Regions from separate parts of the Homo sapiens genome. Here region 1 is linked to region 2. A link is a contact called in ENCODE Hi-C or POLR2A ChIA-PET data. All regions are on one chromosome and are shown on one strand. Each heading gives the region's core, a stretch centred on a gene start or an enhancer-like site at or near the end of the contact. The rest is flanking DNA. Distances are from core to core; before and after follow the strand shown. Region 1 has its middle 56 kb from the start of LPP-AS2. Region 2 overlaps LOC107986166 (a long non-coding RNA gene).

Region 1 (2,922 bases), core at 1-2,500, 71 kb before region 2:
TCAAGCATTCATTCATCTGTTTCTTTTTTTTTTTTTGGAGACCGAGTCTCGCTCTGTCACCCAGGCTGGAGTGCAGTGGAATGATCTCGGCTCACTGCAAGCTCCGCCTTCCGGGTTCACGCAATTCTCCTGCCTCAGCCTCCCCAGTAGCTGGGACTACAGGCGCCCGCCACTACGCCCAGCTAATTTTTTGTATTTTTAGTAGAGACGGGGTTTCACCGTGGTCTCGATCTCCTGACCTCAGGATCCGCCCGCCTCGGCCTCCCAAAGTGCTGGGATTACAGGCGTGAGCCACCGCGCCCGGCCTCATCTGTTTCTTTAGTCATTACATAATCATTCACTTTTGTTCCTTCCTTCAGCTGGCCTTTATTGGAAGCTGTAGCAGACACTCTTGGTTGATCTCATGCTCATTTCCAACCTTCTTATTCCTAATCACCTTCAAAACAAGGGTGACCATTTGACCCAATTCTAGCCAATAAGGTAAAAACCGCTGCAAGGATGAATCCTGAGTAACATTTTAATTCCCTGACATGGATACCACCGTTTTTCTTTCTTTTTTTCTGTTCACTGGATTGTATGTATGATGACTGGAGCTTCTGCAGCCAGAATACAATCATGAGGAAAAAGTGCAGAGGGTTTCCACTGAATAGAGTTGGAGCAAGTGTATTGTGCCTCTGAACTAGCACCAGCAATCATCTGTCTCTGAATATCTTATGTGAAAAAAATAAACTTCCGTTTGTTCAAGATGCTGTGGTTCACTTTTTCTGTTACCTGCAACTGAAAATATTCCTAACAAATTTGGGAGTCTGCTTTTGGCCAGGACTTTTGTTTGGTGGTCTCTTAATAAAGTTGTCTGTTGCAAACAACTTAAAAAGGACAGCCCATGACAAAGGAGCAGGTGATAATATCTCTTCAGTTACTCCTCTTCCCTTAGTGAGTGAGGCACTAAGATTTATAACTGGGAGATTGGGATGGGAGTTATTGGTGTCTGGCCCCCTGTCTCAGCACCATCGTATATTTCCTTAATGAAGTGCGAGACCAGGACTCCATAAATTCACATAGTAGCAGAAGCGGGCAGCAGCTCGTCAGCAGAGCTATTCAGAGAGCCCAGCATCACTCTTTGCGTATTAGAGAAGTTCACAGCCAGTTAAAAATAGGCTTGGAGAGAAGTCGCTTTTAGACCACAGCTCATTTTGGATTTCTCTGGAGCCCCATTCTGGGCCACAGTGTATTTCCTTTTTTCTTTCGTTCTAGTAAGAGTACTCAGGCAGTTCAGAGACAATAGATACATGGTTATCTTTAGTTCTGTTGTGCACAGAAAGCAGAACTATGAAAAAACAACAGTAACTTATTGGGCACATGGACTGTTACAGCTTTTTAATAAATGGCAACACCCACTCAGCCTTTACGAGGGGCCAGTGCTTTAAATCCTCAAAACAACCAGGTGAGAAAAATGCTATTAATAACCTCATATCCCTGATGAGGAACCTATGATTCAGAGCAAATAAGCAATGTACACTGCTATTAAGTAGCAGTATCAAAATTTGAACCCAGGTCTGTCTGATTCCATTCAGAGCCTGTAGTCTTAGCCTCCATTCATTCAAAGTCACACATGGCTTTCTGTGTCACTCAATTTTCATCCTTAGAGGAGACCTGTGAAATAGGCAGGGCAAGGAAATGATCCCAATTTACTAGGAGAAAACCTAGGACCAGAGAAGTGAAAGAATTCTTTAAGGTTGACCAGTCCATGTGCAATAGAACTGGGACTTGAATCCCATCTTCTAACTCTGAGTCCTGACTTTGCTCTGCCATGGCAGGCTGAGTGCTGGAGCAGTTCAGTTTTGAAAAAACACCCTGAAATTGTTTGAAACTGTTTTTGGTTGACTTCTGAGTTTCAACACCCAACCCTGTATCAAGAAACCAACTAACCCAGGGCTGCCCTGATTTATTTAGGGTCTTTTAGAGATCAGTTCCTGCCTAGCACCTCTGTCGAATGATATTTGGTACTTTCATTTAAAATTTCAAATATAATATTTCAAATTTAACCATCCTTCAAATTATGGCAAGAGAGTGTGAGCTGGAGGGATCAATGTCTTTATCAGGGGCACGGCCAATTTAGCTGATAAAGTGAGTATAATATCTCTTTGAACATTACAATTATCCAGTGACAAGGAAGCTGACAATTAGCTTATAAGAGTTGAGTATAGGGATTGTACGTGTGAATATTTTTTTAAACACCTGAGTTTTGGAAAATAAAAGTGGCCTGCCCACATTTTCAAGCACAGTGGTAATCAAAAGAGAGCTCTGTGGAGGTAATAATACCTTGTATTTTAAATACTGCTTGTCTTTGAAGAGCTCAAATCACTCTATAATCATTTCCTTATTATGATTCTCAAAACTTCCTGGGTCAAAAAGTTACAAAGTTTATATCTTAACAGTCTGGCCTCAGTTTCTTCTTTGGGAATTTGAGGTGGAAGACCAGGTTGCTAAGAGCTCTGTCAGTACAAACACCTTTTCCACCTTCTCCCCACCTAGCCCTCTCCCATCTCCAAGGCCCCTGCCCTGCAATCCAGCTACCCTACTTAGCCTCTTATTTTTTTCTAGATCTAACAAGTTAATCTCATTATATAGAACCATAGATTATTTTAATTCGGAGAGTTTCACACCAGTGAGCTGGAGGCTGAACAACTGGCTCGAGGTGGGAAGGGGGAGCGGCCCTTCAGTTAGAGCAGTTTCATTTTTATCTGCTTTTATACATTGGGGATCAGCATAAGATTTTATTTTTAAGAAGGATTTTGATGTTTAAAAAATTGCAATCTGGTCATTCAGTCCAGCTCCCTCATTTTACTGATAGGAAAACTGAGGCCCAGAACAAGGGAGTCACCTGTTCAAGGTCTCATCCCAGCTCCTGAGAGAACTGCC
Region 2 (2,891 bases), core at 142-2,641:
AACTAAATTGTCTTTGTGTCTGTAAGAAATTAATTGGCCATACGCATATAAGCGTATTTCTGGAGTCTTTATTCTTTCTCAGTGATCTATGTGTCTATTTGTTTGCTAATACCACACTTTCTGATTACTGTATAATAGGCTGTGAAATCAGGCAGGGAGGCAGGGCCAATCCTCCAACTTTATTCTTCTTTTTCAGACTCGTTTTGATTATTCTAGTTCCTTGTATTTCCATATAACCTTTAGAATCAGTTTCTTTACACATTAAAAAAAATCTTTCTAGGGATTTTGATTGGAATTTTATTAACTCTATTTATCAATTTGTAAAGAATTGACTTCTTGACTGTACCCAGTCTTCCAATCCAAAAACATGGTATGTCTTTCCATTTGTACCCATACTTTCACAAAGTTTATGATTGTTTTCTTTTTGCTTATTTACTTACTTTGAAAGTTTATTTTTAAAATTTATTATTTATAAATTTCCAAGGCACTTTGGGGAAAAAAGAAAAAAAATTAAATTTTTGGTTATATTTAATTTAAAATTTGAAGGCCTTTCAGTAGGCAATGGAAAGGGCAGATCAGGACAGTAGTGGAACTGGAAATTAGAGATGCCCATCATGATGTTCTGAGGACAGACCAAGATGCTAGTGAGGTGAGAAATTCCAGTGAATAGATGCGGCATGTGGAGAGTATGATAAGAAGTGGCTTTGGTCAGGATCAGGGAGGACCAGAGAAAGGTAAAGGTTTTGGCAAAGAATCTTCCAATAATGAGACAAAGCCACATGTTAATTTGGGCAGAGTCTGAGTAGCATAAGAAGTCAGTCCTAGTTACTTGAATTTAGGAAGATGATGTCCACTGTCTATGGGAATGGAAATAGTTAACAAGGTCTCCAGGCTGAGTAGCAAGTGCTCCAGATACTCAAGGAGGAGTGCACCTGGCTTCTATGGAGAGAAACAAAGCAGTGATCCAAATTTGGACTGAACATCATCATGGGAGGATTGGCCAGGTACAATGAATTCTGAATCTTTTGAGAATCTGGACTAAAGCCCCTGAAATTCTACTTGACTAAGTCTTGAATTAGTCCTTGGAATGGCAGTTTTGAGCCCGAAGGTGGAATTCAGACGGGCTCAGTTGTGAGAAGAGGAATGTTCGGGTAGAAAGCCTGTTGAAGCGTTACTCATTTGTTCACTCATTTACCCAACATTTACTATATGAAAAGCATTCTTACTGTTATTGCTACCATCCACAGTAATGCTACTTGTGGAATGAGCAGACAGTATGCCTACACACGCTTGAACACACCCACCCATTCACACATGCGTGTACTCATGTACACATGCATGGGTGGCTGCACAGGAGGAATGGCAAGCTTTGGCCAAATGCCAGCTGGGAAACCCATGGTGATACTGAGCCTCAGCCTCAGGCACTGGGAGCCCCATGGATCAGTTCACAAGGTAGCCGCTAACATCAAAGAATGGCAAGATTGTTTCAAAACTGGGACAAAGGGTAGCTATAACCCTGAGGCCTCATGATGCCAGAGAATAGGTTGATGAATTTGCTTGCAATTAAAAAAAAATTCTAGGTAGTGTTTGAATACCTGGGCATAAGGACAAAATGAATTGGCCAAAGCCCTATTAAAAATATTAAGTAGTTCTTAATTTAGCTAGCAGCATGAGTGGGGCTATGGTTTTTTCCAACAAAAGAGATCAGCACCTTTTCTTCAGCATGTAAGAGCAAAAAGACAGCAAGTCTTTTGAACTTGAACTTGCTTATTATAAGCTCTTATCAAAAATCATCACTCTGTGTGTATTGATTTCTAGCCAACAATTAACCAGTTATGACCTTAGAGCCTTGATAATAACTGGGGAACTCACTCAACAGAGGGAAGCCTGCTTGTTTATGAACAAAGCAGGTGTTTATGGACCCCTTCAGCCTTGGGTGAGTATTTTTCCATCCAGGTGGCACAAGAAGTCACAAATACAGAGCTTCAGTGGATCCTTGTCCGTGAGCTTAGGCTGACTATCTGGAGAGGTGAGGATGTCTAGACCTGACTGCAAATGACTTAACATCAAAATTATGAGATCAGCCACCTGCTTTAGATGGTTGCAACTCAATGTCTATGTTCCCACATAATAGGATTGCTGATAATAATGTCATTTACTCATGCATATTTTACACTTTACAAAATGTTTTTTACAACCATCATAACATGACAATTTTTCCTGTATGATTCCATTTATATAAGTTCAAAACTAAACACAAGTAAACGGTATTGTTAATGCAAACTTAGGTGGTAAAACTATACAGCAAATCAAGGAAATGATCACAGTAACATCAGGAGAGTGGTGACTCCAGGGCAAGAAAGGCAGTGTGATTGGGAAGCGGCACATCGGTCCTTCGAGGTGCTGGCTCTTTTCCAGTTCTTCACTTGGGTGGGGCTTACACTGGGGCTTACATTGCAATAATATGTTAAACTGTACATTTATGACTTACGCACTTTGTGCGTCAGTGTATGTTTTATTTCACATATATCAAATAAAACAACAAACAGCAGACATAAAGACAAAAAGAAAAAGAAAATCAGTTTCATCAATGTCATTCTAACCAAGACTGGTTATTAGTTATTGTGATTCTTGTCTAGAGATGACTTAAAGCTATGTGCTATATAACATATGACTGCTTTGGTGGTATTTTAGGTAAATGCACATTGATCTTTCATATCCCTTATGTTTTTAAAGAAAAATCAGTATATCTATATAGTTCCAGTCTGGGAGCCCTATGGAAGGACTAAGAGACTTGCTCAAGTCACCTGGTAGTTAGTATTAGAATTTGAACTTGACTGTGGTTGTTTTGACTCCACATCTAATGCTCTTGGGTGGTAATACTAATATTC

What was found. A loop is a pair of places that touch in the nucleus more often than their neighbours do. ChIA-PET counts read pairs that join two places held with the same protein, here RNA polymerase II (POLR2A). Pooled maps may share reads with other maps.
Region 1: a pooled map shows a loop between it and region 2 (2.8-fold over the local background). The contact joins two enhancer-like sites. A Hi-C loop is called at or near these places in 1 of 168 maps with a recorded cell type or tissue (Caco-2) and 1 of 50 pooled maps. POLR2A ChIA-PET finds 5 or more read pairs at or near these places in 3 of 52 experiments (Caco-2, H1 and MCF 10A).

The regions. Positions count from the first base shown.
Region 1 is chr3:188,096,264-188,099,185 of GRCh38, reverse strand. No RefSeq gene overlaps it. Among named protein-coding and RNA genes, the nearest start is that of LPP-AS2, 56 kb to the left of the region's middle. Within about 2 kb of position 1,250, at least 4 of the 41 ENCODE cell types and tissues checked have a DNase peak (open chromatin) inside an H3K27ac peak, as active enhancers do.
Region 2 is chr3:188,025,276-188,028,166 of GRCh38, reverse strand. The region is part of intron 2 of LOC107986166 (a long non-coding RNA gene); the gene reads left to right. Among named protein-coding and RNA genes, the nearest start is that of LINC01991, 50 kb to the right of the region's middle. Within about 2 kb of position 1,391, at least 3 of the 41 ENCODE cell types and tissues checked have a DNase peak (open chromatin) inside an H3K27ac peak, as active enhancers do.